Linked DNA regions of Homo sapiens: region 2 is linked to region 1. Evidence: chromatin loops called from intact Hi-C (ENCODE). Cell type or tissue: heart left ventricle. All regions are shown on one strand. Each heading gives the region's core, and the rest is flanking DNA. Links, peaks and the distances in the headings are about the cores only.

Region 1 (15,483 bases), core at 4,971-12,970:
GAATCCCTTTTTTTTTTTTTGCTTTCTTTTTTGCTTTTCTTCTGCCTCTGAATCATTTGTTCTCTCTGAGGAATGTGTGCCAGTTCTAACTTTTTATCAGCAGTGCAAGATTAAAGGTTACCTGGTCTATACCCATTATTGTACACATGAGAAAACTGAGGCCCAAATAACACAAGTGTTATAACGAAAGTTTCCCAGCATAATGAATGACAGAGTCAGAAACAGAACCCTGCCCTTTCTCCCACCATTTATGCTGCTTGTTACTAAGTCTGCTTCTGGACAAACTTAATGTTCTCTGAACAGAAAGGAGTCAGGACTATTCATCCATCAATATAGTGGATGCTTTCAATGTGGAGGACCACAGGCTAAGTATTGTGCAGGACGCAGTTTTATAAACTGGAGCCCTAGGCTCAGAGACTTAGAGTCTTGTAGAGAAGATCAAATAACATTCACAAACAACTTCCATGCAGCGTGGTTAAAGATATGTCCCCATACACAGAGACCCACCGGAGCATTGATTCACTCACTCAGCAAGTATGTATAGAATATATCTTTTGTGCCTGTCACTACAGTGAGTTCCATGAGGACACAAAGGTGGAGAAAAACAGACCCCACCACCAAGAATCTTAAAACAATATGTATCCTCACATCACCAGTATCTGAGAATTTAGAAAGTTTGTAAAGTATATTTTAATCCAGTTAACAGTAATATCTAGGTAGGTTTATTAGACATGGCTCCATTTGAGCTCTTTTGAAAGACTGGAAATGAGGCATCAGGACTAGGTATGAGGGGTTTGCACCTCTGTTGCAGAGCTGTGGAAGGGTGTTAAGTAGGGCCTACCATGAGCAAGATTTTGAGAAGATCTAATTTGGCAGCCTGGATGTGAGAAGGAGCAACTGGAGGAAGGAGAGGGTCCAGACAGCACTGTCAGTATTTCACACTATTGGTGACCTGAAGGGGGCGGTAATAGGAGGAATGGGGAGGATCCAGGTGCAACAGATTTTGTGGATGAGGGTAGACAGCTCTGGGAGCTGAGTGTTAGTTACAACAAAGGCAGTTATCAAAGATAACTCCAAGGTATCAAGTAAAGATGAAAAGCATTTAAAGGAATCAAATTGAATTCCATTTTATATAGTGCCGAGTATGAGCTACCACAGGTGTTCCCAGTGGAGACAACTAACACTGAGTTACAAACAGGGTCCTGGGGCACAGCAGGAATGCGTGAGATTAGGACTAGCAAACACTTTGGCCAAGAGCACTATAAGCCATAAATATGGGAGTAAACTTCAAAGAAGTCTTTGTTGAGAGAAAAAAGGAAAGCAAAACCTTGGGAAATATTTACATGAGTGATAAGAAAGAGAATGAAGAATGAATAAATAGAGGAAAAGAAAAGAGAGTTCTAAGGGATAGGAGAAAAACCAGGATAGTGCAGAGAGACCATCAGGGAGAGGAAGGATCAGCAGTCAGTATCAGGTGCCACAGACACCAACGAGGGAGAGACCTAGGAAAAGATTACCTTAGGTTTTGGGATTACTAGCCTCCTGATTGTTGTCAAGAAAACAGAATCAGATGTGTCACAAAAAAGACCATAAAGAGGGGTTCAGGAGCAAACATAGGATAAATGGGAAAGCAACTATTACAAAGTACAAGTTTAATGTTTTAAAAAGAAATAATGAATGGGTAACTCAAAAGTGGAGTAATGAATATTTTTATGATACAAGAGTTCCTAGCCCATTATAGACTGAGAAAAACCAGTGTTAAGGGAGACTCTGCAATTAAATAGGCAAAGTGAGAAGGAATTAGATCTTCCATTTCACAGGGCAATTGGAATGGTAAATATATGTGAAAGGAATTTGAAGGCACTACCCAAGCCCAGTGAGGCAGTAATTATATTATACTGGTTCTTTCTCTACTTCTTCTCAACATTGCTTTCTATTATTTTTTATGAGAAATAATGTTTTACAAGTATTATTACTTCACAAATATTAACTCAGTTCCTTACCCTCAGTAACCTCTGAACACTAAGCAGAGGATAGGTGTCATACACTTTGAACATTTAAATCATCTTAACAATTTTTAAAACAATTTTTAAAAACAATTGTTTTTGAAATGACAAAGCATAATTCTTTAAAAGCCATGTTCTGTGTACTTCTTTCATGATATGCCCAATTCAGGTAGCTCTGTAATTACTAATAACAAACCTATGTGTTGTTCTCAAGGCCACCTTCATTGTCATGGGACATCCTCAAATTCATTATTTGTAGGGAGGGTTTCAATTTGTTTACTTAAAGTATGCTGCTTTCTGTGATGGTCCAAGACATTCCAAAGGCCAATCCCACCTGTACACAAAAGTATCTGATATACTTCTACTGTAGGATGGTGATCTGGAACCAACTGAATCAAACGATACTTTGTTCTACTATTAAATTACCTGTAAAACTAAATAAGGAGATTATTTTGTCACTACTGAAAATTATATAAACAACCACATGGAACAATGTTGAACATGAGTCTTTATAATTTCACAAGGCCAAATGAATTTATAGTTGATGTCAAAATTGACCTTGAGGAGTTTTTTCCTTTCCTCTCCAATTCTAAAAATGAGTTTCCTCCTACTTATTTATCCTCACTAGTTTTAGCTTGGTTATGTTATCAGTTTTATACCAAGATATTAGACCAAAGAGTACAGAATTTTTAAAAAAGCTTGGTGTGGCATGTAGAATACTACAAAGAATTTCAAAAAGCAGTAACTGAATTAACTTTGTCCTTCAATTTTTTACTGTAATCACGTTCTTCCCTATATAATCACTGATTATCTCTTTGCCTCATATCTTAACCAGGTATTTAGATGTAAAGGAGACAATGAAAGAAAGGTGCATATAAGTTTGAACTACAAAAGATAACTCTGTGTCTAATGGAAAAGACACATGCAAATTCTAAACTAAAACTTTTAGAAGTTAACCCCAGGGTAAAGGATACATGTCATTTTCTCAGGGAAATACTGTAGGTCTTTATAGGTACACCTGACTGGATTTTTTCCAATTTTCATAAATCTAGCCCATTCCATTTTCTTCCTGACCTAAAGGTCCCAGATGGGTGACTAGATCCTGGGATTCCTGAAGTGGCCTAAGTAATCCTGGGTTGACATGCTAACAGGCACTGCAAAGCAGGCCTGGTTTCACTGGGCAGTGATACAGGCAAAGCGTGCCCCCACTTCCAGCCCTGCTCCAGAGCAGGAGTTCTTGACCTGGAGGCCTTGGACTCTACTGGTACCATTACTGGGCCTTTCTTTTAGAGGTTCATATTCTTTCCTGCGTGTTGTTCTGGGACACAGGTTTAAAGATTTTGTTACATTAGGGTCAGAGAACTAACAGAAGGAAAAAGCCACTTCCCCAGGACATATCCTAATCAGAATCTGCACCCTCAAACCTGGCACCCAAGAGTGAACTTAGAAGCAATGAGGAGAGGTCCCTGTGAACATCCCAATGCAGAATGGCTCCTGATGTCCTCTCGGGTCCCTCCGATATGCCTTCAGGGTGGGGGCAGGTATGATAACAGACTGCTAAAGCTATTTCTTGAACATGTTGCTAATGGACTAAGACTGGGGCTATGTGTTGTTTTCCAATATTCAGAAAATATTTTCTCACCCCCATGGTCTACTTATTTGCTCTTTTTAACATGAACTTCAGCCTATGAATGCATTTTATGTGCCTTTAATTAACCTCCCTATGTTTCCATTTCCTCATGTGCATAATTGCATAATGAGAATAAAAATAGTATGCATCTCATAGGGTTATTAGAAGGATTCGATGGAACACTACATGTAAAGCCCTTAAAGCAGCACCAGAAAAACAGCCAGCGCTCCGTGAATTTGAGTGTCGGCTACAGTTTTAAGTGCTTGAAAATTATTAATATGAACTAAAATTGATGCAGCCTAAGTGAAAGTTGTTGCAGGTCCCCATCCTTTCCCCCTGAGAACGACTGAGGCTGAAAAGCCCTAGATCTATGGGAGGAGATTGTGTGTAAGACAGTTACATCCTTCACTTCGAGGAAAAGCCAGTGCCCTTCTTCTTGTCCCTTCTTGGATTCAGGCCTGAATAGACTGGGAAGTTTCTCCATTATCTCTTTGCCTTCTTTTATTCCCCCATTTGTATGTTTTTTTTTCCTAAAAATGAAAGAGGACTAATATGCATAATCTTATTACAAAACACCCCATTTACAGATAAGGAAACTGGGGCTGAAAGAAGTTTCAAATCTCTCTGAATGTTGTCTTCTTGGTATAGGGAAGGGTTAGAGTGTTATTAATATTATAGCATTACATTCTAGTGTTAACCTGTTAAGTTCCTTTTTGTCTTCAAGTGCATTCTAGTCAATAAGAGATTTTCACGCTGGGCATGGTGGCTCACGCCTGTAATCCCAACACTTTGGGAGGCCAGTGTGGATTTATCACTTGAGCCCAGGAGTTTGAGACCAGCCTCAGCAACATAGTGAAACCCCATCTCTACAAAACAGTTAGCGGGGCATAGTGGTGTGCACTTGTAGTCCAGCTACTTGGGAATTTGAGGTGGGAGGATCACCTGAGCCCAGGAAGTTAAGGCTTCAGTGAGCCATGATCATCCCACTGCATTCCACCCTGGGTGACAGAGTGAGATCCTGTCTCTAAAAAATAAAAAAAGAAGAGAGATTTTCAAATTATAGGGAATGGACTTGTGTGCTCTCTTACCTCAGAATACATTGTAGGAGCTGTACATTTTCCTGTGTGCACCCATCTACAATCTGTCCATTCACCTTAGGTGCCCTTTCACCGTAGCTCCTTCCAGCCGGGATACCCGAAGAGGGCAAAACATCAGATCCTTAGAATGTGCAAACTTCTGTGCTACCATATCAGAGAGCCCTTTGCAAAGACAAATACTTACAAGTAAAGAAATGCATCTTTTATTTTTTTGAAAGTCCGTCGGCTTGATGGCATGAGAGTTGTCTGAAATAATTCAAAACAGAGGTAAACTTAGAAGAGTGAGTTTCACTTCCGAGGAGGATTGCTTGTAATCACCCTGCTTACTTACCTTCTTCTATTCTGAAGCAGTCTGCAGTAGTTGGGAAAAGTGTAATCTTAAGAAATTCAGTAACAGTCACTGGCTCATTGTACCTGGTAAGTTTTCCCCGTGCCGTGGTGCCCACGGTTTTTGGTAATGCATGGAGATAATTTCGGACGTCTGCTTCTCTTAACTCCTGAGCACTTTTGCTTCTCACTGTAGAATTCCAGAGACACATGGGTATGGAACTTGATCTAAAAGCCTCCTAGTAATAGTTGCAGATTAGATTGAAAGCCAAACTAGACTGTACACAAGTCTGTATAAATCCCAAAATAGAGCTTTAAAATAATAACTTACTGAGTCATGATTTCTGCATCTCATATGCAGTATTCCTTAAATCACATGTTGATGGCTAATCAACAAAATCCAAAGACGCAAATTAGATGGTACAATATTTACAGAGAAAATATATGTGTAGTTTGAAAAGCAAGGATTCTCAGGGTTACAGTCCCACCCCCATTCCCCCCAGAAATGATAGCAGTTGCAATCTGAACTCTCCACATTGTAACCAAGAAAGGAATGAATATAACAATGGAAAGAGAGAGATTTAAGATAGAACTTCTTAGTTAAAGGAGTCTGGACCTTCAAGAAATATGTTTAAGAAAGATTCAGAAGAAATACTAGGTAAGATGAATTATTCCTTTTTCTCAAGTAAAATTCTAGCAGCGTACTTGTTAAATGTTTATTTTGGCCAGGTGACAGAATTCAGGAGGGCGGAATCTTGTTTACCTTGTCCACTGCTGAATCCCTAGCACCCAGCAAAGTGCTTACACAAATTAGGAGTAGGTGCTCAGCAAATGTTTGTTGAATGAATAAATGAATGTTGTGGGGAGAATGAAGCTAAAATAATGATGTAGTGCATTTGTAAGCATTATGCCCATTTGTGAAAATATAGGTACTAATTTTTTACCCGATTATTTTTTTCATTCAGCAGACCTACAAAACAAAGTGTATCACAAATACCCTCTGCTTTTCATGCTGGGGAAACAGAAAAGCTTTCTTTTGAATGTAAGCTGCTACATGTTTTAATTCTAATAGCAATATGGCAGGTCAACTTTGTAGTATAATCTGGTGCCTGTTTTTGATAGATACCATGGAAATAGATACTTATTTTCAAGATGCTCAAACAGATGATTAGGCAAAAGCTCTAGCAAACCTTGAAACAACAAAAAGGAAAGGTTTTCCCACTCCCACCTCCCGTTACTGTAACATCCTGCACAGTTTTCTGCAACCCCACATCCTCCTCCTTGTTTCATCTTTTTCCTGGGTCTAATCTTTGTCTAGGGAATACAGCATGTGACTGTCAGTCTAGCAAGGAGATAGTTCTTGAGAAATCCACCCCCTACACACTGTGTTCCCAAGCTCCTCTTACAGGAATGGCATGATTTGATCAGCAGCAGGCAGAGCTGGCCCAGGGAAACAAGAGCTTGGCATAGAAATCTTAGTGCCCTCCTGCTGGAAGGGCCCTCAAGAGAGATGCTTCATGCCCACCCTCCCTCAACTGGCTGGACAGTAGATGGATGTGTAGGAAAACAAATTCCTGGCTGAATGAATAGAGGATTAAATGAATGAGAGATGAGTTCACTCCTCCAGAAGTCCCCGCCATCCCACTTGAATAGAAAGGCTAACTTTGAAGCCACTCTGTTCTCCATGGCACTATTTTATGTATACTCAGCTTTGGAATATGGTTGCCATCTGCTGCCAGTGCTTAGGACTAAGGAAGTATTGGGGTGGGTAGGAGGAGGCTGGGAGGGAAGAAAAGAGACACTTAAAATGAGCTAATGATCTCCTTTGTGTTAGAGCCTAGGTTTCAGAACATCAATCCTGTACTTCAAGAACAAAACACCAGTGTGTCTTAGACCACACCAGGCGCCGGCACATCAGATAAAGCCTGTGCTGTGTGGTGTTTAGCCACCGAGCCTAGAGAAGTTCTAAAAGTGAAATTACAGGTGCAAACTGAGGAAACTAAAAGGAGAAAAGGCCAAGGGTAAAATACAATCAGGAGGGCTCTGCCGATATGTATCTTTGGGGCTACAGTAGTTGAAAAATGAATCTACTAATTAATCAGTTGGATAATACTATAAAAGCAAGGAATTTAAGGATCTTTAGAAGAAATGAGACACTTTTCCATACACTCTGAGCATATTGTGAGCCTTTAGTATAATCTCAGGGTGAAAGTGACCTGGCTATTGTGTATTGCTGTAGACGTAACTGTTGATTAAGTGTTAGAGATTGCTGTACTAGAGGCATGCATGGTGGTCCTTTAAAAACAGAAAAGGCTGTTAAGCTCAGCTAGTAAGACAATCGAACATATCTGAACGGCAGAGAATAGCTCATAGAGCTTCCTAGCTTCCCTGATGTTGTTTGCATAAATTGTTGGGGGATGTTTGTTTGTTTGTTTGAGACAGAGTCTCACTCTGTTGCCTAGGCTGGAGTGCAGTGGCATGATCTCAGCTCACTGCAACCTCCGCCTCCAGGGTTCAAATTATTCTCCTGCCTTAGCCTCCTGAGTAGCTCGAATTATAGGCATGCGCCACCATGCCCAGCTAATTTTGTATTTTTAGAAGAGACGAGGTTTCACCATGTTGGCTAGGCTGGTCTCAAACTCCTAAACTCAAGTGATCCACCTACCTCAGCCTCCCAAAGTGCTGGGATTGCAGGTGTGAGCCAACATGCCTGGTCAAATTGTTGGTTTTGACACAAAATCATATTGATAATTTATGTACTGAAATAACATGCCAGAGAATAGTAATTAAGCTGGGGATGTATGCTAGTGAAAAAAAAAATATTACAGTGAAGTTTATTTTGGGAAAGGATTAGCTAATTGGCTAGGCATGACATTTGAAGGCCATGTACTGTTATGTATTCAATAGTAGGCCTGTATCTTGAATTGGAGGAAGGCTGAAATTTCTTTTTGCAAGGGAAGAACCTCATCAGCGATGTATATAAGTATAAATTTAGAGACAATGACAATCCTAGAAATGCAAAATACCACTTTAGGGAGCAGTAAGTGATTGCTGAGCAGTGTGTCAGACTCAGTGTCTGAGAGCAGCAAATCAGAACATATTTGTTGGCTGTGTGAGCTCTGGCCTTGACTACTGTCTTCCAGCAGGAACAAGTCATATACAACTGTGACTCAGCCTCAATTAGAATACTAGTAATGCCCTAAATCTATCTCATGTACAGTTTCTCTTCCTAGGAACCTTGTGTGCCTCATATTCTATTTGTCCCTACAACATCCCTGTGAAGCATACACACCTTTGTTTTACAGGTGGGATAACAGGTCCATAAAGGAATAGTTTAATTCTTTGTCTTCAAATGTGAAATGATTGATAATCAGTATACTGACCCAGCTCATTGTAATGTTTTTCACATTATTTCAGGTTTCCTAGGCAAAGGACATATTTTATCTTCTCATTATTATTTTTAATTAGTTTTCAGAAAAGGTGAGATAAAAACAGAATCTAACAAATATCCCATAGAGATATTTGGTGTTCTCTTTTCTTTCAAGAATAAATTAAGACCTTCTCTGCTCCTCTCTGCTGGCTCTCTCGGCAGATAGTCAAAATCCCATGCCAATTTTCAAATGAATAAGGGATCATTCTAATAGCTGATCACAGTCCCCTCTGTTGAGGAAACAGCCTTTAAAATTCATGTCTGGACCCTGAATAAGTTACTCTTGGTTATAAACTTTTAACAGTTTGACCTGAAGGTTTTTAAACTGTACTAATATATAACCTGCTTGTGAGTTCAGCAATAAATTTATCCCCAGTATGTGAAGGGCCAAAGAGAAAACTAGTGTCTTTTATTCTCTCCAGTGACCTTCACTAAATATTGCATATTTACTTTGTAAATGAGGACACCCAGTGGCCACCAAGAGAAAATATTCTAAACAATCCTTGACACTACTGTTAATGTACATATAAATACCCTGTTATCAATGCTGATTGATAGATATTTCTGTAACATCTGTTACCAAGCAGGTTAGCTTCCCTAACATAGGCAAAAGTGATCGGAGTTTGGCCTGATCATTTTTCTATCACATCATAGATTGGTCATCTCTTCTTATTTTTTATTACAAAGTATGGCTTAGCTTTGGGTTCCACTGAATCCTCTGTTGACAGGGGGACCCAGTGAGCTGTCTCTCTGGGGAAATGGAATCAGGGAGACAGAGACAGCATGGCATGTATCAGAAATCATAAATGAATGAGCAGAGTTTGTGGGCAACTCAGTGAACACATAAAACAATTGCTTGGACTTTAAATTCTATTGAAAATAGAACTGTGGGTAGGTAGGGAAATAAAGGACAAGAAGAAGAGCATTACACAGAACTTCAGGGGCAAAAAAGCCCTGTCAGGACCATATCACATAGACATATCTCAGAGTAAATGTGCGCCCTGAGGTTCCCACTTGTTTGTGAAGTGTAGCGAAGAGCTGACCAAACAAGCACTCACATAGAACCCACACATTATAAAGAAACATGCTGGGCACAATGAGGGATCCAGTTACATATTTGTAGTTGTCATTGTAGTTGTGGTTATAACAAGACAAGATACTAGCCTTTGGGAGGCTTTGAGTCTTAGAGAGATAAGACAGACACAAATGAAAAAAGAAACAATAATATATTGGTAAGAACTAACTTAGGTGCTACATGTATAGGAAGTTCAGGTGAACTTCCCCAACACTCCTCAACATTCAGGTACAAAAAAATTCCCGTATTTTTCTAAAGAAAATTAAACCTGAGGCCCCTGTCACCAAATTCGCAAGAAATACAGACAAGTTTTGGGGCTCCCTTCTCATCCCTAGATTGGTACAAGACTCATTAAATCTAAGTCCTTAGTCCATGATGGTCTCCAACATTGACATTGCTTGACCACCCCACAAAGATGCCATTGAGCCTCGTCCTTCTGACTGCCAGCACTACTGCACTAGCTGGGTTTACAGATGCCCTCCACAGTGGTCCTTGCTGTTGACCATTGGCCCAGCCCCCAGATGATCACTGTTCCTCTCAAAGTGGTGCCTTTTTATGTCCAGCCTCCAGAAGTGTGCCAAGCAATTACCCCAACTGGAGCTGTATGCAAGTAGAGACCTTGCTACCTTCTGCATTTGAGGGAAAGTGGATTGTTTTTCTCTCCAGTAATGCTATCCAATTCTCTAACTCCAAAGCATCAATCAGCCTCACTCTCCTTACCCATTCTGGGTTAATAATTCATTTTAGAGAACAGACATTAGGAAAGAAAACTCTTTGTTTTATGGTTTATTCTTTAGGGCTTAATGGGCTCTGAAACCACAACTCCCTGAGGCAAAGGAGCCTATAAAGTATACAAAAACCTGGCCATTCATTCCTACAGGTGGAGGAAAGGGGAGATACCTTCTCATTAAGAAAGTTTTCTAATTCAGTGAGAACAAGCCAAAAATGAATGTCTTAGTTTATTACCTCACCAACCAGTGGAAACCAAGAAAAGTGAACTCTAGTAATCACAGAAGGCTTCACAGAAAAGGAAAAAGTTTGAATAAGGTTCATGGGGATGATAAGAATTGGTGAGGAGAGAAACCACAATAACTTCAGAACTGCGGAAAATTCAGCAGAAGAGAAGTAAAAATGAATGTAATCCACACACAGGAAAGCAAAATGGCCAACCTTTTGGATTAGCACAGAGATTTTATTTTAGAGAAAATCAAATCCAACCAAATCAGTGAAGTGAAATCAGATAATTTGAATGTTAGCTATAGCTATAGGAGACTTCTATAGCTCAATGTCTTTTTTGACAATATGTAAATAATATAATAAATATTATACAAAAGACTATATAAAGAATATCATAAAGATAAAATGCCTACTTGTGATTAAAATAATTATAAAGTATGCCTTCTACTTTACTTATTTACCAGAACCTCCCAAGGTTTTGAGTTCTATCTGACAGCACTTATTCTTCATCTCAGTATGAGCCAAAAAGGAACTTAGGTCCTATTCTTTTTTTTAATGATTTCCCGTGCCTGGTTCTATACCCTAGGTGCGCAGATGAATTTCAGCTACTCTCTTAACCTAGCCCACACAAATCATCTCAGTGCTTCCATTTTAACCAGTCATCCAACAAAACAGATTTACTTTTTTCCTTGGCTTTTCCCTGTTGCTTTGGGATAGAAGGTCTTTACTCCTCAGTGAACTTATCTATCATGGCTCAAGTCCATAGAGAAATTGGCCGGGCACAGTGGCTCACGCCTGTAATCCCAGCACTTTGGGAGGCCAAGGTGGGCAGATCACAAGGTAAGGAGTTCGAGACCAGCCTGACCAACTTAGTGAAAACCGTCTCTACTAAAAATACCAAAAAAAAAAAAAAATTAGCCGAGTTTGGTAGCACGCTTGTAATCCCAGCTACTCAGGAGGCTGAGGCAGGAGAATCACTTGAACCCAGGAGGCAGAGGTTGCAGTGAGCTGGAGATCGCGCCACTGCACTCCAGCCTAGGGGACAGAACAAGACTCCGTCTCAAAAAAAAAAAAAAAAAGAAAATCTTGCATTCCCCTCCTACCAACAAACAGAGATACTCTTGAAAAACAGCGGTCTCATTGGAAGCAACTTTTTTTTATTTGTTAGAAAGACCCAAGGGAAGAGAACATTTGAGCATGAATTTGAAGACCTGCTTCAAAAGCAGTTTCAGAACAGCACAGCAACAGAGGACTAAAGGAAGTTCTATGAATTGGGAACTCAATGATATTTTTTGCCAGAAAGCTTTTTTTTTTTTTAATGACACTATTGAGTTCTGTTTTCTCACTCGTTTAAGTCCAGAGAAAAGTTTTCCCAAAGTCAAAAAATCAGTTTCTTACCTAACTATAATTCATCAGTGTGTGATGATATTCTTTAAAGAAATGCCATACCTGAGAGTTATACTGAATCTTTGAACTCACTGAATTTATAAATCTGTTTTTTCTATAAAATAAGTATATGATTATGTAGAGACCACAAGAACAGATTATCAAGTAAGAAGATGCTGGTTTTCATATACTCAATTTTTAAATTTGTGATTGCTTCTTAAGCAAAACAAAAGACCTAACTTATTAACTGTACAATTGAATATACAGATCCTTCTTTAAGGTCTATTCAAAGCCAAGTTCAAACAGCACAAATTTGTGAATTTAAGTAGATCCTTTGGTTCATTTTTGTATACCACCCACGGATGTAGCATCTCTGTATTTTTGTTCCCCAGATTTAGTGAACAAAGGAAAAGGTTACAATAGGGCAGTAGCTAAATTTGTAAGGAAAGCGCTTTAGAGAGAGAAAAAATGAAACTCCTAAAAGGTGTCTCAAAAGGTTTACAATATAAGAGGATTTAAAGGCATCAACCTCAGATTTCATTGACTTTTTTCCTTAGTCCCAGCAAGTCTTCTCCCCCTCATTTCATTTCAACTTTGGAATGACGGCGTAAGTGTCTTTCAGAATGTTGTCTGGAATTATCTATCCAATTCTTTATTCACAGAGTAAAACTTAATTTTCACAAACTGTACTGTAAAGTAAATTTCAACAGTTTACCTCATTGGAATCAGATGCTCAAAGTATAAAAAATTCATAAAGCATATAGTGTGATAATACTCAAGACTGAAGTTTTAACTTATGGTTGGAATTGGTTTCATAAAGTGGATGCTCAATTACTTGTTGATTGATTGATTATGCCCTCACCTCATAAGTAAGGGATTTGAGGTAGCTTAAATTAATATTCAATTGTTAATAAATATGTAGGAAATGTATTTCTATATAACTACAAAAAAAAAGAAATCAGAGTAGAGGTAAAATAAAGAATGGATAATATAATGAGGCTGGTGAAAATTTTACATAGAAAAGCATACCATGAGGTCCTACATAGTTGCTAAAAGGGGGCCTAAATTTTTATTCTGAGCTCCCTAGTGAACAGAGCCAAGAGGGAAACATGATCAGTTATGATATTCACAGGCTCCACAAAGAAAAGCAAAACACAGCTTTTCCTGAGCACTGAGGTCTGGGAGAAGTTGATTGATTAATATATGTTTCCAATATCAAAGATCCTTATGGATAAATTTCTTCTATTGATTTAGATTTAAGATCCTTTGTATCCTTATGGTTCCATTTATACTGGGGTATTCTCAGTAAATGTTTCACTAATGAATTGGTGAAAATTCAAGTGACCCCCAAAGCAGCTTCATTCATAAGTCAGTTGTATTTACAGTTTTACAATATGGATAGGCATGCCCTCATCCTTTCTTAGAGAGAACAGCAGACTTAACATAAAATCAGGCAAGCCAAAGGCCTGGGCTAACCAAGGGAGACTGTGAGACCTCTAAGGCCAAGTAAAAAGACTTTTCTGGAATTACTTTCTCCTTTGGACCTGTAAAATCCCACTAGTACTGTAAATCTATTCTCAGCCTTAGATAAAGTATAAAGCTCTTATTTTTTGGTGGAGTGAAGAGAGGAAAAAGAAGTCAGGAATGGAAGATAAGTCAAGATTTGGGGATGGGCCTGAAAATCACAGAGCAAATGTTTTTCTAGTTCTCAATTTTGCCTCTTTGTTCCCCATACTTCAAACTTAGTAAAACTTCGTGGTATGACAGCAAAAAGGAAGAAAGGGAAGGAGGAAAATAGAAAGAAAGGCAGTCTCCCCATTACAAGTGCTATAGATCTTGCAAGTAAACTATTTTTTTGGCTGATTAGATGTGTATATTGAGTTTATATTTATTTTTTATTCAAATTATACCACAATATCTAATTTTTAACAGTCAAAAGATGTTAAAGGGTGTTTTCTAATTCTTCTGTGGATTTGTCTTAACTGTCAAAAGGGACTTACTCTGAGTAAAACAAAGTTTGCTAAATAATAGTTAGCTTCAACAGTTGTAAACTATATGTCTGTCATAATCCAGATTTCTGCTAATATTAGTAGTTACCTACATTTCTCTCTTCCCTTTCAATCTTTTTAAAAAATATTTCTCTTCTGAAAAGTAACTTTTCTCATTTTGGCCAAGATTGTTTGCTTTCTCATACAAAATAGTATCAGCTCAACTTAAGTAAATGGAAAATATCAGTTCAACAGACCTTATGCATCAGAGTAATGCAATCACAAAGTTTGCATCAGTTTTAGAAGCTTTGATTATGGAAAGTAGTTACAAGTATTTTAAAGAGGGATGCCTGAATCTCAATCCACAGCTCTTAATTTGGGGAAAACACAGACCCCTTTGAGATTTTGATGAAAGCCACTGACCTTATTCCTATAAAAGTATAAACATGTCCATTTATAAAAACTATACATACCCCCCAAAACCCAAACATAAAACCAAGGACCTTTAAATACTTTTAAGTATTCTCTAGAAATGTTCTATGAATGAATAAAAATTCAGGTAATATTAAAGGCATACCCAATTACAGTATTGGGATCATAAATAGAATGGTGTTGTAAATACTGTAAACAAGTTAGTAATTTTTAATCTTTGTCTAGATAAAATAATAAGTAGTGACTAAAAAAGCACATCCAGCTAGTCCCCAACTTTCATAGGTAGCCATTCCTGCAAACATGTTTGAAAGTCAAATTTCTGCAAGTTCGAAGTCAAATTTCTGCAAATTTCAACAATTGATATATGTTTTATGTGAAGAATTCTGTTACCAATGGCTAAAAAAACGTGCTGAAATCCTTGATGGTTCCTCCACACTGGGCTTAGACAATCTGGAAGATAGAGGAGAACCTTTATTGGGAGATGGCCCAAAACACCCCCCTTTTCACCCAAGAATGGGTAAGTAAAACTGTACAGCTCGCCCTCCCATAGGCTGATGACCCTCCCTAGTCTCACTACAGAGGTAATAGCAGCTGGGATATGCTAGGTATATAGAGCCAAGATAGGAGAAAGAGATCTTGTCTGCTTGCTGCCTTCCACTTGCATGTGTGATTTCTCCAGTGCTCCCAGCCACCTCCCAAGACTGTGATGATACTAATGAGATAGAAAGAGAGAGTGGGGTGGTGCAGAGTCATTTGCTGTGGATGGAACCTGTTAGCAAGAAACTACTATACCTCCTATAGTGCAGGGATTCAGCAGGACTCCCTTGGCATATATGAGGAGGTAAAGTACATGTAACTGAAGTCTTACCCCAGGCAGGGGGTTTGGAGAATAAGGGGGCTCAGTCACCAAAATACATCCCCCCTTTCTCCAGAGATGACTGGCTCTTTCCTAGTGTGACTAACTTGGCAAGCTGCACCCTGTTTCATGTGCAAGACCCACTAACCTCATCTGGTGCCCCAAATTGAAAGCTCAAGGGCTTTCTGGCCCTGCCACTTGACTTAGGCTTATTAACTGGACCGAAATTTATATTGGTTTTCATTTGAGAGCTGATGTTTCCTTCCAAGTCCAGAGACTTCAAATCCCCATCCCCCTCT
Region 2 (15,483 bases), core at 3,899-11,898, 720 kb before region 1:
TCACATTGTATTGCCATTGTTTGTAAGCACATCTTCCAACTAAACCTTGAGCTTCTTGAGGATAGTGTCTGTGTCTTATTCATCCTCCAGAACCTTCTATTGGCATTCAGCACAGAGCTATGCAAATATTTGAGGTCTAAACAAATGATTATGTCTAGCTGGTTTATAACATTCTCGTGTATATATATATATATATGTATGTATTATATATATGTGTGTGTTATATATATATATATAAAATACACATTTCTTTGTTGTAAATAAGTTTGGAGCCTTTTTACTTTGGAAAAACAGCTTCTGATACCACTTCCTGCCTAAACATCCCTTTATAAATTACCTTCTTCCTTTTATCTTAAAATGACCATTTTCTCTTTTTGATTATGAAAACAAGGCATTGCCTATTCACAAGTGTGTATTGTAATTGACTTTGATGTAAAGATAATTTTTAATTCTAGCTTTACAACAAATTTGCTATTATTTGGGGTAACATACTTAAGTTTTTTTAGGTCTACTTCCTATGTATAAAATGAGTGGACTGGACTAGTTGATTTGACAGGATTTTTGTAGGGATTGGGCAAATGTTAGTATTATTCTAGCTGTATATTTAGTTGTACTTTTTAAAGTACCATCATAGTTGAAAATGAAATTGCTAGCCTTTGAAAGTGCTATTTGATATTTCATGTTTTAGAAGAGGAAACTGAGGCAAAGGGGCTTATAGGGGAATGAATTGCAAGTAGGCAGAGTAAATAGTATTATAATGGATGAATATTCCATTTTTTTATTTGTTTTTCACTTTTTTGTTCATTTGTTTTTGGTTAATTGAGCTCCACTCTCCTTCTATTCTTTAACCATATAATAAATAAAGTACAATGAACTTATATAGTAAGATGAACCCACAGGTTGGTAGAGGACTATGGACTACTTGCAGTTCAGAGACTCTCATGCTATTTTGAGTTTGATTCATAGCACTTAAAAATGAATCCTAAGTTTTAAATTTCACACAGTTTTGCATGAAATTTACATCTAGAGGTTTCAGTCCACGTATTACCATAAATACCAGCAAACTTATGACTGGGCAAATTGCACAAACTTTTTAAGAGTTTTCTTATTGGCAGAAATGTGATAATATATATTACCTTTCCTATCTACCTCACAAGGTTATTGTAAGGATTAATTAAGTTAATATATATGAAGTTTTTTTATAAATAGTAAAGTAGTATACAAATATTATTTATTGGCATTACTGCTCTAATTAAAGAAGGAATGGATAATAAAAAACTAAGTCAAAGCAAAACACACAAATTTAAGAAACAGTGAAACGCATGGTGTTTCCTAGGTGATATACTTTTCTGTGCTGGTGGACCCTCTGTAGATGACTTAAAATGTTATCTCTATTTCCCATTTTGATTTTGAAACCTGTAATAATAATGATAATACTTACCCTAAAACTAATATTTTCTTTAGATAAAATTTTTACCCATCATTCATAAATTTTGACAGTAATGTTTATTTAAAAATAGAGGGAAAAAAGTTTAAATAACCAAATATGAAAAAAATTCTTTTCAATATTATCTTACTATATTCTAGTCCAGTGGTTCTCAAACTTTAGTTTACATAAGATATTCTTCGGATTTTTGTTAAAATTCAAATTTCTGAGCTCCATTATTAATGGGTATGGAATGGAACTCAGGCATCCTGAGTTGTAGCTGGCCCACATACTTCAGAAAACTCGACTTTAGTTGATTATTATATGTCGGAATCAGCCAAGGGCTTTTAAAATACACAGATTCCTAGGTTCTACTCCCACATATCTAAAATTGGAGTCTCTAGACTGGTATTTGGGCTTCCATATTTTGCAAAAACTACACCAAAGATCCTAGTAATATTGCAAGGTTTGAGAATCATTACTCTTGTTTCTAGGGTATATTGTTAAAATATATTTACTGTCACACCTGAATTTATCCTCATCTCTCACATTATTCCTTAACTAAACATAATCTTACTTTATGTAGGAGGCCAGAGTTGATACTGCTATATAAGAAAAGTTTAGGCTTGAAAACCGATTAGAACTCTTGTCCTATAATGCTAAAATTAAGGAAGCGAGATATTGCTAAGCACCTTTCACACAAACTGTTTAATTTAATCTTTGCATACAACAACTTTGTTGCATACACTGGTTTTCTGCCTATGTTTTAGATGAAAAAACTGAAGCTTACAGAAAAAATTGCCAAATTCACACAGCTGCTAAGAGTCAAAGCCAAGATTTAGTCTCTGTTCTTTCTATTACATCCTATTATATTTTTTCCTCATTCAGTAAATCTTTACCAGGTTCCCATTGTGTTAAATGATAATGTCTAACTTTTGGCACCACATTAGCCCCTGACATGCTATCATAATTGTTGCTTAGACCATGTAAATTGAGTTTTGAAAAAATTTTTCTATTGCAAAATGGTTTTTAGCTGGATGTAGAATTCATGGGTTCTCAATGGTCAGAAGGGGTCTAAATTGTAGTGATAATTATAGTTAATGAATTGTTAAGGAACTTCGCCTATGGGATCTCTTAACCACCATGCCTTTGCTATGAAGTATTTCTTAACCCTATTTAAAGATGAGGAAAGAAAGATTTAGAATGGTTAAGTGGTTTACCGAAGATTGCAGATCTAGTAAGTGGCAGAACTGGGATTGAATTCTGGTTCACTCTAATTTTCACAGCAAAGTTAACCAGTAGTATATACAATTTCTGACTCTGCTTTGCAGTTATTCAGAATCAGGCTGTTCCTCCATTTGTTGAGCCACTAAATGCTAATTAAACTTTGTGGGATTTAAGTTTGTTTCCTTTGTAGGGAACAAACCAGTTTGCCACACTTAATCAGTCCAGTAATTTCTTAAATCTTGTAAAGTTTGGAATTGATAATGCATAATCCTCTAGGGAAATCAGTTGAAGTGAATAATCTTTTGTTTATATTTATATTTGAGAGTTAAAACTCTTGGATGGGACAGATTATTTGAAGGAAAATTCCAATTTTACCTATTATGACACGCTGTGAAACACAACAATTTCATGGCATATCCATTGTTATTGGTCTTAAAATATTTGGTTTGCATTTAAATTTCAATGAAAGTGTTAACAGCATCAATGCCTCAGTGCTTCATAACATCTAAAAACTGACTCTTGAGCATTCCTGATGTTCTTGTCTGAAAAAAACAATGCCTCATAGTATAAAATGACAGCACATGTATGCAAACTTGTACAATTTCTCACTTATCCTGTATGGATAGCTAAAAATGTAATTTTTATATTTTTTAAATATTTAATAATATGCAAATTATTGATATGCAGTAAAATGCAGTAAGGGCAGTCACAATTTAAAAGAGCTCTAAAATATATCCTTTAGTTGTGAAAATAATCATGATTTTGTAAATTTAGATATGTGTACACTTTTGGGATATTCTTAACACCTCTCTATGTATTAAAAGGTTCATTTTTTTTAAAGGAAGACCCACAAAATCTCTAACCAGGGTTATGGTCTTGTCTTTAGCAGACTTACAAGTTTATTGGAAATTTGGGGTTATATTTCAATTTTCTTCTCTAAGAGTGGTCTTTTCTCAAATGGCATTCTTTTAGAATACTGTCAGAGAAGAGAGAAGAATGAAAACCCAAAGTGAAGAACTTTACCTATACTCCTTTTTCAGATGTAGAAATTAAAACATGATTTTGTAGAACGTCCCCTTTAGCAGCAGAGCATGAATTGGAAAATTTGGTCAGTGATTTATTTAGGCTCCACAGGAAAAATCCTGTAGGGCATTTTTTGAATATCCTAAATTTATTTTGATTTGAGACCAGCTTACAGGGCATGTCTATCTTAAAACAGTTCTCCATTTTCCTGAGAAAAATTCCAGTGGAGCTAGTTGTGGGAGGTGGTATCCCAACAATGAACCATTTGGGGCCAAATAAGCACTTTAACACAACTTACTCCATCCCTTTCCTTAAACCAAAGTCTGTCTTGCCCACTGGGCATGTTTAACTTTGACTGCTAATTTTATTTCCCTGCAGAGGCAAAGGAGGCAGGAAAAAGGAGGGAAAATAACTGATGGCATGTGGGTGAGGTTTTGTCCAGGAAATAATTTTTAAAAGATCCTAGCCAGTATAGGGATGCAGGAAGCAGTTGGTGCCTGAAACTATATTACCCTTGCATCACAGATTAAGAAGTAGGAGCCAGTTGAAGTTAAATAACTTGCCTACAGTTACACAGCAGTTTTCAGTGTTGGGGTTGGTACTGGGAACTAGGTTATTCATTGCTCCAGTGAGGAAATTGGACAATCCAGCTTTTTTGCTGATAAAGATGCTCTCCTAATATCCCTACTCACGTTTTCTTTCCTTCTTTTCTTTGGCTACTGTCTTTTAACATCTAAAAAAGTATTCTGCTGATAATCTCAGGTGTAGAGGCTAGTTATTAAATATATTTAGACTTTTAAAACCATTAGAATTAGCTGAGCTGTAAGGACAGTGTCCACCACGTGAAGCCTTTTTTTCTCTATTTTATTTGGATCATGTAAGTAATGAAGATATAACTGGAAAAAGGAAATGTCATTGAATAAATAGTTCTGAGCTCATGGCAGAGTTCTAAACGTGAAAAATGTAATGGACACCTATTTAAAGACAGGCCATTTTTATTTTTACCTCCTAATTACAGTTAATCTGAGGTATTTGAAATGAACATAAGCTAAATTTTGATACCTTTTCCTCCTAAATTGATATCATTAGATGGATTTAAGTTGGAAAGGAGGACCATGGTAGAAATACGAATCAGAATTTTAGACTTCCATAAAGTTTATAACTGTCCCAGTTAGCCTCTGTGCTTGAACCCCAGGGGAAAGTTGCTATTTGGCCCTAGTATCACCCTAAGTTGTGAATATGTTTTGGATCAACTTCTCACTGATATGATAAATATTTGACTTAAAAATTAGTGAAAACTTTTTAATGTGGTATCTGTTGAATATTACCATTTACCCCTTAGTGTCCTTAGTAAGGTTCTAGATACCAAACAATTTCTACTAGAGTGTGAGTTTTACTCGGTTACCAGAGCTGACTAACTGAATATGCAACAGAACTTAGAAGTGATGCCATCACATCAGACATAGTACAAACACAGACTAGTGCACTACAGATCCTCTAAATTTTGATTTGGAAATATATGAATTATTCAGAGATCCAAAACCCCAGAGAAAATCAGGTAGAGGACCTTCATATAAACACACCCATAGCCTGTATTCCATTCTAAGAATTGCAGTTTGAACCAATAGAAGCCCGAAGCAGCTACACACATTTGATTTACAACTGTGTCCTGTCTACTTGCAAATAGCAGCTAGTTTCCTTGTAGGGTTGGCTGACAAGGCTGTTGTTTTTTTTATATATTATTAAGAGTCAATAGCAGCAGCACATGCAGGCTAATTGTTAGAATATAAAGCTTTGTTGGAGGTGGAACATAGGGTTCTAGTAATACTCTTAAATTCACACCAATTGACACAAAATAAATACGGTTCTCTAAGAAATATAGAAGGCTTAAACTAGAAATGACTGAAAAATACCATTTTCACAAGCATTTAGCTATTTCCACCTCCAAAAAAGTAGTTTTTACTTTATCTATATCTTCATAAGCCTTTAAGGTGAAAGATGAATGACAGCAACAAAATGACAGTGACCTAAAAGCATAAAATTGTAGTTAGTTTAGGTAATCCCGGGGACAAATATAATCCAGGGTATTTATTAGTGAGATAAAAGGGGAAAGAAATGCTGTGCTTTCATCATACTGCAAATAAAATGCTTAATTAAAATGCCCTACCAAAGTAAACAACTTATTTCTAAGAAATTACTGCTGAAGAAATTAAGACTAAAAAATAGAGAAAGAAATACAACGCCCGTTTTTGTACATTTTTCTTATATTTAGGTGCTTTTAAAAATTGTTTTTATGAACTCCTAAATTTGAGTGCAAGGGAGATGGGATTACATTAATTGCCATTTAAATACTCAGCTTCATGTTTGTAGGCATCTTTCTGAACCAGAACAAAAAGACCATAAAAAAATTTCTAGTGTGGAAATCATATTTCATGTGGTGAAATAGAAACTCAAGAAATTTCCTGATATAATAAGCTTGAGAGTGATTACCAAAGAAACAAAAGTTTCTTATCACTCGGCCTGAGGCAAATGTGGCATATTAAGCTTAAAATGAATTCTCTTTTCCTGAATGCACACAACTCTTATTAATGTCTTGGAAATTATGCCCAAATAAGATTTTCTGGATACATTTGAAAAAGCATCCACTGGGGTTTAAGGACTATTTTATGTCTATGGACATTTTAGTGTTTAGCCACAAATTAGTTTTTGCTCTTTTACCTCTTTCTTAGGTTTAACTTTAGATGAAATGACTTGTTTTTATCTTAAAAGAGGCCTTTCCTTTAGTGAGAGTTAGGTTCCCTGGTGGCCTGAAAGAGTTAATGCAGTTTCCAAGAGTGTCCAACTTACTTCCAGGGAGTAGTGTGTGCATGTGAGAGAGTCTGGCTCCAGGATATTTGTTCACATCCCAAAACCAATTTGGCACAACTTAAAATGTCTGCTAGGCAGAGGATTCAGTGTTGTTAGGCCACGCAATTAGTGCTTTATTTCATGAGCACCAAATTCACCCAATAGTGTTTTGATTTAAGGAAGAGCTTGAAATTCACAATAACGGGTTTCATTTATCAGAGCCATATGGGACTCAACATCTTTGGATATATTTGTAAGGCTTTCACAAAGAAGACTTTTTAGACATCTCAGATTTCACCGATTGGAGGGCAATCTGGATGAATATCTTTTTTTGGAAAAGATGAACTATCGTTTTCACATGTAGTCTCCAATTTCAGTATTCCTTGAGAAGCTCAAAACAACAACAACAACAACAACAAAACAAAACAGGAAAGCGTTAAGTAAGTCTCAGCTTATTAGCTTTTACTGGAAAATAAAGACCATGATTCTTAGATCTGGTTCAGAATGCCAAGTGAATCTTTGATGTTGAAATTTGGCCACCTAATCTTTGCAGTTTGTGATGGGGCATTTATGAAAGAGAAGGTGGGTTCTAAGTCTCAACATATTTGTGCACTTTTTGCTAGTTCGGTCTTGGTCATATGTCAGTGGATTCTTGGGACGCTTTCTGCAGCATAGCTAACTGATTAACATGATGATACTTTTTATATTTACTCAAGATTATTTCTTTGTTCACTCCTGATTTTCCATAATTTTCTGATCATTAGGGATCTATCTTAATGCAAAGTATTCTTGAAGATGTTAATATAAATTAATCTTTTAAAAAAACAAATCTCATATTTTTCCACTGATCTGTTAATTTAGATATTAAAAAAACAGATTGACCTTCATTTGGCAATTGTTGTTAATACTTTAATTTTTGGTTCACAGATTTTGTTTAGTGGGCTATAAATGGCCTATAAACAAATATTTCAGTGTTTACTAATTAAAAATCAGTATTTTTTTTAAGCATAGAGTGCTATTGTGTTATGAGACAGGCAACCACTAATTCTGTTAGGTTTTCAACTTTTTATTTTCTTAGTTCTCTAGTCTTTTTTTTTTTTTTTTTGGCACTCTTCATGCAGTATGGTAAGCCTGGTTAAGTCAGAATATTTACAAGTAGTAAATATTACTGTGACAGTTGCTACTTACCTATACAAAGTCTATGTAAACATCGTAAGGATGATAATTTTAATTTGTAAATTGTTATGGTAAACTGGAAATTACTTGAAATAACTCTTGCTCATCTTTAAATACCATTTTATTGCATCTAACATTATTTTACTATCCTTTATTAAAAAAACTTTTAACACTTTATTAGCTAATAGTGCTTATATTAGCAAGTTTTAGTTTTCACAGACAATATCCACTAAACTTTGTTCAGTTATGAGCATGTTGAATAATACTAAATTAAAACAAAATACAGTATATTCTTGGTTACCATTTACATTTTATATTAATACCAATGTCATATATTTTAATGCTATTTCAAAAATATTTAGAAACCCTCTCTCTGCTCCCTACCATTTCTTCTCCAATATATATCCTACTCTACAGAGAGAGCACTTAGGAATTTGTTATGTAGCCCATCTCTATCATGCACACCTATATTGCTATGGGTCATTGACCCCTATGCTATAGGCCAATGAGCCTGCTGGACAATAGGTAGAAAATTGGAATTATAGCATGAGCTATAATTATAGCTTAACTGCTTAAATCAACTTAACATGAATTGTGCTGAATGGCTGAATATATTCTTTCTATATTTATTTTGTAGTCAAATGTTCTAAAATAACTTTCTATAAAAAGTATAATACTCTTAGGTTTAAGTTTTATTATTCACCTTTGTTTACAAACATAGGTATTGTAATCCAATGAGGGTAAGTGTTTTCATCACTGAAAATTTCATTATGGAATACAGACTTTTTTGGTATTTTCTTTGTGAAACAGTATAGTTTGATGGCAACAAGGAAATTAAAGATGGCAGAAAGACTATATAGATATAGTGGTATCTAATAAGACTTTGGATTTATAAACTCTAGGCTGTGAGGAGAAGATGGGCACATGGATTGAAAAAGAAAATGTGGATGCGATGATCAATGGTTATTCTTTAATAATATTCCTAATGAAGGACATATGATGAGGCAAAGAAGAATACAAATTGATGGAGTATATGTATGAATGATAAAATAGTTGTATGCTGAGAGAAGGAGATTGTGAAGCAAAGAGATAAGAGTTATATGTAGCTTTGTGGCTATAATTGCCTTGGTTTTTGCATTTACCTTGAGTTTCCATTGTAGGTATTAATGGCTCCTGTATATAATGTTCTTAGTATAAGTAGAATCCATAAAGCATTTGGTTTGAGCAGGAATATTTATTTGCTTGTGAGGATAGACCTGTTTGACTTTGAAATGTAGTGTGCTATTACCTTATGGTCAGAGTAAAGTTTATATTGTTTTTATTCAAATTACAATATGAGTATATTTAAGAGGAGCAGATATGTGTGTGTTTGTGCATGTGTGTGCATGTACACACATGTAAGGAAGGACATTTTCATTTCTGTATATTTCTCCTGTGTTTGCTGCTTTTTGCTTGCCAGTTTTTCTTTGTCTCTATCATTTTATCACTGAAACCATCTGTGTAGAAAATAGTATGCTTGGTTTTATCATTTTAAATTGTTTTCTATTTTTGTTATTTTGTCCTCCCAACTTGTTTTCACCTTAAGTATTCAGGCTCAAGTATAAGGCATTTTAGTTTTCACATTCAAGAGGTGTTTCTGCTTTCTTTCCCGTCCGTTTGTCCATATGTTTACTGGTTTCTGATAGGCTGTGCAGTGAGACAGCAGTTTACTATCTGTGTGTGTGTGAAATTAGCTAATTGGTGTTAGCAGAAATATTTTCACATGTTTTATAAGCAAAGTGCAGCAAGGTATATAAATGTAGATATGATCCAGACACGCGCACACTCACGACTGTCACTGCTCATGCATAGGCGCTCAGAAGTAATTAATGTTAATAAGATTTTAATGTGCTTGTGAGATCATAATGAGGAGAAATGAATGCTCTGATTAGGAAAAGGTAACTGTGTGTGTGTTTTGGCTTAGAACAAGATTTCAATTTTTATAAACCGCAATTTTAGAACTTGTTTGTGATTGCATCAATTGGTTTTTATTTTCAAATTAGAGGTCTGTTTAGCCATTTGAATGATTAACCAAATAAATGGGTGAAACCCTGATCATAAGGAATAGTGCAGGTTTTTCATTTGCAAGGCAGTGTTAGTATACAGCAAGGCTGTGATGTCTTTTGCCAATGTGCCATTTTAATGTTGTTTTTTTAAAAGAAGCTTTTCCAGAAGCCACTTGTGAATATAGTATTTATTTTTATAAATGTAGATGCTATCTATACGTTCCAGAGACACCAATCAGACACTGTAACTATTGTGTCTGAGATACATTCCTGCCAGTCAGTGATGGTGTATTCCGTGTCTAAAGAATCTATATCATGCTTCTCAAAATGTTTATTTGGAAATGTAGCACTACCAATATTTTTATTCATAAATATAATCTTTACAAATTTTAGAAGCTTGATATATTTTATGGTGAAGTCAAACATTTCAAGGTAAGTAAAGATCTGTCTGATAATAGATTTGAAGGCAATGCAGTCAACAGCTATATTATAGACTGGCTTAAATCCAGCTGGACACCAGGGGTCCTTCTCCACAACAAATTTTCTGAAAATATTGTTTACAGAGCTTTGACATACATTTGCATTATTATTATTTTTTAATTATAGTATAAATCTAAATATCTATTAAGGGCCCTTGCCCTCTAGCACATAGAAATTACTTATGCATTTTTAAATATAAATTGTGGATTGAGATATTCAAGGATTGTAATCCTTCTTAAAAAGTAAGCAGCATCGTACTGAAATGCAAGGAAAAGTCTTAGATATGAACTGGATATAGGATAGTGTAGTTTATTTCCAACCAAACCCTACAGATGTGTGTTTTAGGCTCTTTTAGGTTTTGGTTATATTACTGTGATCTTTCTGCTGGGGTTTAAAAATGATGATGAAGGAAGAGAAACTGTTAAAGTTTGTTCTACTCAACAATTTTGAGATTTATGTGATTCCCAGGGTTGTTTTAGATATTGCTTTACATAGAATCCAGAGAATGATGATTATTTGATAAAAAGAGGTATTTGCCTTTAATACCCAGTTGTTTAGTTGACTTTCTTGGATATTATCACATTGAAGCATAATTAGAAACAGTTTTCCCAGTGCCAGTTTGTAAGGGAATTCATCAATGTTTCTTCTAGTACTTGCATGATATCCTATAGTAAGTTTTTCTATACAGTCAGATGTATTTCTATATTCTTCTATTCTGTGCCATTGACCTGTCTATGCATGTGATATTATCACATTATTTTAATTATAGAAGCTTTATAACTTGTTTTTATATCTGAAATGTTAGCTTCCCTCCCTGCTTCTACCATTACTCTTTTTCAGTGTTTTCTGGCTTTTCTTGCATACTTGTTATTCCAAGTGAACTTTATAATCAACTAGCAGATCTTGAGGAAAAAGAAAATCCCTGATGGCATTTCTATTGAAATTATAAGGAATTTATGAATTAACATCACAACAATTAATGTTCTTATGAGGGTGAATCTTTTTATCCAAGAATCTGTTTTTTATTTCCATTTGCTCAGTAACTGTTGTATCTTGCTGAAATGTTCTAATTTTCCTTTTGGCTTTAGGTTTAAACATTTATTATTAAGTCTGCCTTTTGGTATTGCATCCACTTATTTATTTACTTGCTTACTTTCTTACAGCCTTACTATACTAAACAGGCTCTTTTCTTCTATATTTTCTAGCTGGCATTTGTTTCTGTGTAGGAAGGCTGTTGATTTTTGTATGTTAACTTTATAGTCTCCTATTTTGCAAAATTTTCTTATTGTTTGTGGTAGCCCAAGGTGGATTTGAGTTCCCCTTCTAGTACAATGTTTGATCTTTGTAAGACCATGGACAGCTTATTCTGAGTGTCTTAGTCAATTTGGGCTGCTGTAACCTCACAGTTCTGGAGGCTGGAAGTCCAAGATCAGAGTGCCAGCACGGTTGAGTTCTGGTGAAGACCTTCTTCTGGGCTGCAGACTGCTAACTCTTCATTGTGTTTCTGGTAGAAAGAGATCAAGCTAGCTCTTGGGGGTCTCTTTTATAAGAGTACTAATCCCATAAACCTCATGACTTTATCTAATCCCAGTTACCTCTCAAAAGCCCCATCTGCTAGTGGCATTACATTGGGGGTATAGTTTCAACATATAAATTTGGGCATGAACATTCAGTTTGTAACACTGAGCTATTTTCCTCATCTGTAAAATGCAGATAAGAAAGCCAAACTAGAATGATGGAGAATAAATAAGATCATATCGTAAACACCTAATATTTTCCCCAGCACATTGTAGGCACTCTATTTCTAGTATCCATTAATAATGTAATGTAATGTAATGCAATATGTCACTTGAGCAATTATTTTTAAAGTATGGATAATATGCAATTGAATTATTGAAGGTTTAGCATATCAGGGTTTTTACGAAGAATGGAGTGAATTAAATTAATGAACAGAACTTAAACTTCTTGATAAACATTTGTGATTTAAGACTCTAGGGGCAGGGCGCAGTGGCTCACACTTGTAATCCCTGCACTTTGGGAGGCCAAGGTGGGTGGATCACTTGAGGTCAGGAGTTCGAGACCAGCCTGGACTGGACAACATGGTGAAACCCCATCTCTACCAATAATACAAAAATTACCTGGGTGTGGTGGCAGGCAACTGCAATTCCAGCTACTCAGGAGGCTGAGGCAGGAGAATCGCTTGAACCCAGGAGGCGGAGGATGCAGTGAGCTGAGATTGCACCACTGCACTCCAGCCTGGGTGACAGAGGGAGACTCTGTCTCTAAATAAATAAATAAATAAATAAATAAGAAAGACTTGAGGAACTGAAGATTAATTCTGAGATTATGATATTTTGTAGCTATGCGCACATATTTCCATTACTTCTGTTTTAATTATGATTATTGCATGTAATACTCATTAGCCCTGGAGAGTAAGTGGAAACTTCTTGAACATCTAGAGTGATTATTCAAGGCAATTCATACAGTGTGTTGATTCTAGCACTTGTTATTGTGCCCTACCTCAAGAATCTGACAACTTTACCATATTTTCTTAGTGAACAGTGTACTAACTTGTAAATAAGTTTATGTGGAATAAATATTAAACATATGTGAACTCATGATGGTATCAGTATAAACAGAATAATAGTGATTGTCAGCCCTTTATATAACTTTTTTTATAAAGTTGGTGAAAACGCTAATTGAAAAAAATGTAGTTCATGTATTATAGCAGTCCAATAACTTTTAAGCTTCAACTCTAATAAAATGGTTATTCACTTTACATTCTTTTAATTCACTTGATACAATCTATTGTTAAAGAAAAGGAATATCAAAATTTCAGGGTTCAACTTTTTTTTACCTCATGGTTGTTGTGAGGACCAGGTGAGATGATTAACATAAAAGACCTAATAAGGTGCCGAGCTCTTGATAGGTGTTTGAGAAAATGTTAGTTGTTTTCATTTCTATTATCTTGTTATTACCATTGCTGGTTTCTTCATTCCCAACTACCTCAACCCCCATATCATCTACCCCACTCTCTCTCTCACTCTTCATATATATATATATATATATATATATACACACACACACACACACATATTCTTACTGATAATGTTGTTCTATACTTAGACTAAAATGTATGAAATATGTGCCATAATGGTCATTAAGAATAGACATAAAATAATCGTCTGTAATTTTCCAATATTGAAGTTAGCTAAGAGTGAAGATCCTATGAGTGAAACATGTGAAAACTTTAGTTACTTGTGGATAAAATTTCTGAGGAGTTGTGAGGATGAAGAATAATTTCTCATAAAGAATTTTAGGCACACTTTATATATAGTTTATGGTTTACCAGAGTTCTGGCTTAGCACTCAGTGTGATTATTCCTCCATAGCTTCATATTGCTCTTTTATTCATTCATTCATATCAAAAACAACATAGAATATCTATTAGCAATAACACGTTGTTCTAGATAGTGTGAGATATACAAATAACAAGATTAGTTATATGAATTGTCTCTATATTTAAGAAGTCTATTAGGTGATTCAGATAGGGAAGCAATGAGGTTATGTGCATGGACTTTGGAGCCAGATTTTCTGTTTTGAATTCCTGCTCTGAAACTCACTAGTTATTTCACTTCAGGCAAGTTATTTAGCCTGGGTTTCAGTTTCCTTATCTACAAATTGAGGCTAAAAGTAGTACCTATTGGGTTGTCCTGAGGATTAAATGATTTGGTACAAGTGCATCATTTAGAGAAATACCGTGGTAAGCTCTTTTCAAGATACTAATTTTAGTTTCTTTTGATAAATACCTAAAAGTGAGAATTCTGAATTGTATAACAGTTCTATTTTTAATTTTTTGAGGAAACTTCAGACTATCTTCCATAGTGCTTCACCATTTTGCATTCCTACCAACAGTGTACAAGGATTCAAATTTCTCTACATCCTCATCAACACTTGTCTTTTGTTTTATTAATAACAGCCCTGACAGGTGTGAGGCAATTCCTCATTGTGGTTGTAATTTGAATTACTCTGATGATGATAAGTGATGTTAAATATTTTTAAATATATCTCTTGGCCATTTGTATGTCTACTTTAAATAAATCTTTATTCAAGTGTCTCTTAGTCTGGGCTGCTCTAAGGAAATACAGGGTAATTTATGAACAACAGAAATTTATTACTCGTAGTTCTGGAGGCTGGAAAGTCCAAGGTCAAGGCACTGGCAGTTTTTGTATCTGGTAAGGGCCTCTTCTTCATAGATGGTGGCCTCTGTGCCCACACATTGTGGAAGGGCAAACAGCTCATCATCTCTTTTTAAAATTACTAGTCCCATTCATGAGTGATCTGCCTTCATGATTTAATCACCTCCTAAAAGCCCTGCTTCTTAATACTATCACATTGCAATTAAGTTTCAACGTATGAATTTGGGGGAGGGGTAATATTCAGACCTTAGCAAATTCCTTAGTGCATTATTAAAAGTTGGATTATTAGTTTTTTTTTTCTTTTTGCTCTTAAATTATAGGAGTTCTTCATGTATTTTGGATATTAACCCCTTATCAGATATATCAGGGAATTCACCCCTGCTCGCCACGCCCCAGGCTGCAGACCAGTAATGGTCCCTGGCCTGTTAGGAACTGGACTGCCCAGCAGGAGGTGAGTGTCCGGCCAGTGAGCATTACCGCCTGAGCTCTGCATCCAGTCAGATCAGCAGTGGCATGAGATTCTCATGGGAGTGTGAACCCTATTGCGAACTGTGCATGCAAGGGATCTAGATTGTGGACTTCTTATAAGGCTCTAACTAATGCTTGAGGATCTGAGAGGGAACAGTTTCATCCCAAAACCATCCTCCTGTCCTTGGATAAATTGTCTTCCACAAAACCAGTTCCTGGTGCCAGAAAGGTTGGGAATCACTGAGATATAAGGTTTGTAGATATTTTCTTCTATTCCATAGGTTGCCTTTTCACTATGTTGTTTGCTGTGCAGTCAAGATGTATAGTCTTACCTGTTTATTTTTATTTTTGTTGCCTGTACTTTTGATGTTACAGCCATGAAATTATTACTATGATGAATGTTATGAAGCTTTTCCTGTATGTTTTATTCTAAAAGTTTTAGTTTCAGGTCTTACATTTAAGTCTTTAATCGATGTTGAGTTTATTTTTGTGTATGTTGTAAGATAAAGGTCCAATTTTATTATTTTGCTGTTTTTCCCAGAACCATTTGTTGACGAGACTATCCTTTTCTCATTGTGTATTCTTGACACCCT

The links. Peaks named below come from ENCODE experiments on the same cell type or tissue, not always from the same donor. Only the 100,000 strongest peaks of a DNase experiment are listed, where the experiment ranks them.
Region 2: it touches region 1 in a loop (2.6-fold over the local background); 13 of 110 quality-filtered maps call a loop at or near these places.

The regions. Positions count from the first base shown.
Region 1 is chr3:114,356,463-114,371,945 of GRCh38, reverse strand. All of the region lies in intron 10 of ZBTB20 (zinc finger and BTB domain containing 20), which reads left to right. It overlaps ZBTB20-AS1 (ZBTB20 antisense RNA 1), which reads right to left. Exons shown (of 9, transcript NR_038993.1): 3 at 14,719-14,778; 4 at 12,438-12,597; 5 at 5,065-5,250; 6 at 4,725-4,979. Among named protein-coding and RNA genes, the nearest start is that of ZBTB20-AS1, 12 kb to the right of the region's middle. RefSeq lists an enhancer at 15,293-15,483. In heart left ventricle, for the core only: a CTCF peak has its summit at 8,949; no DNase peak of the experiment used is centred there; H3K27ac peaks cover 1,695 bases.
Region 2 is chr3:115,076,431-115,091,913 of GRCh38, reverse strand. The region is part of intron 1 of ZBTB20 (zinc finger and BTB domain containing 20); the gene reads left to right. Among named protein-coding and RNA genes, the nearest start is that of ZBTB20-AS4, 16 kb to the left of the region's middle. In heart left ventricle, for the core only: no CTCF peak of the experiment used is centred there; no DNase peak of the experiment used is centred there.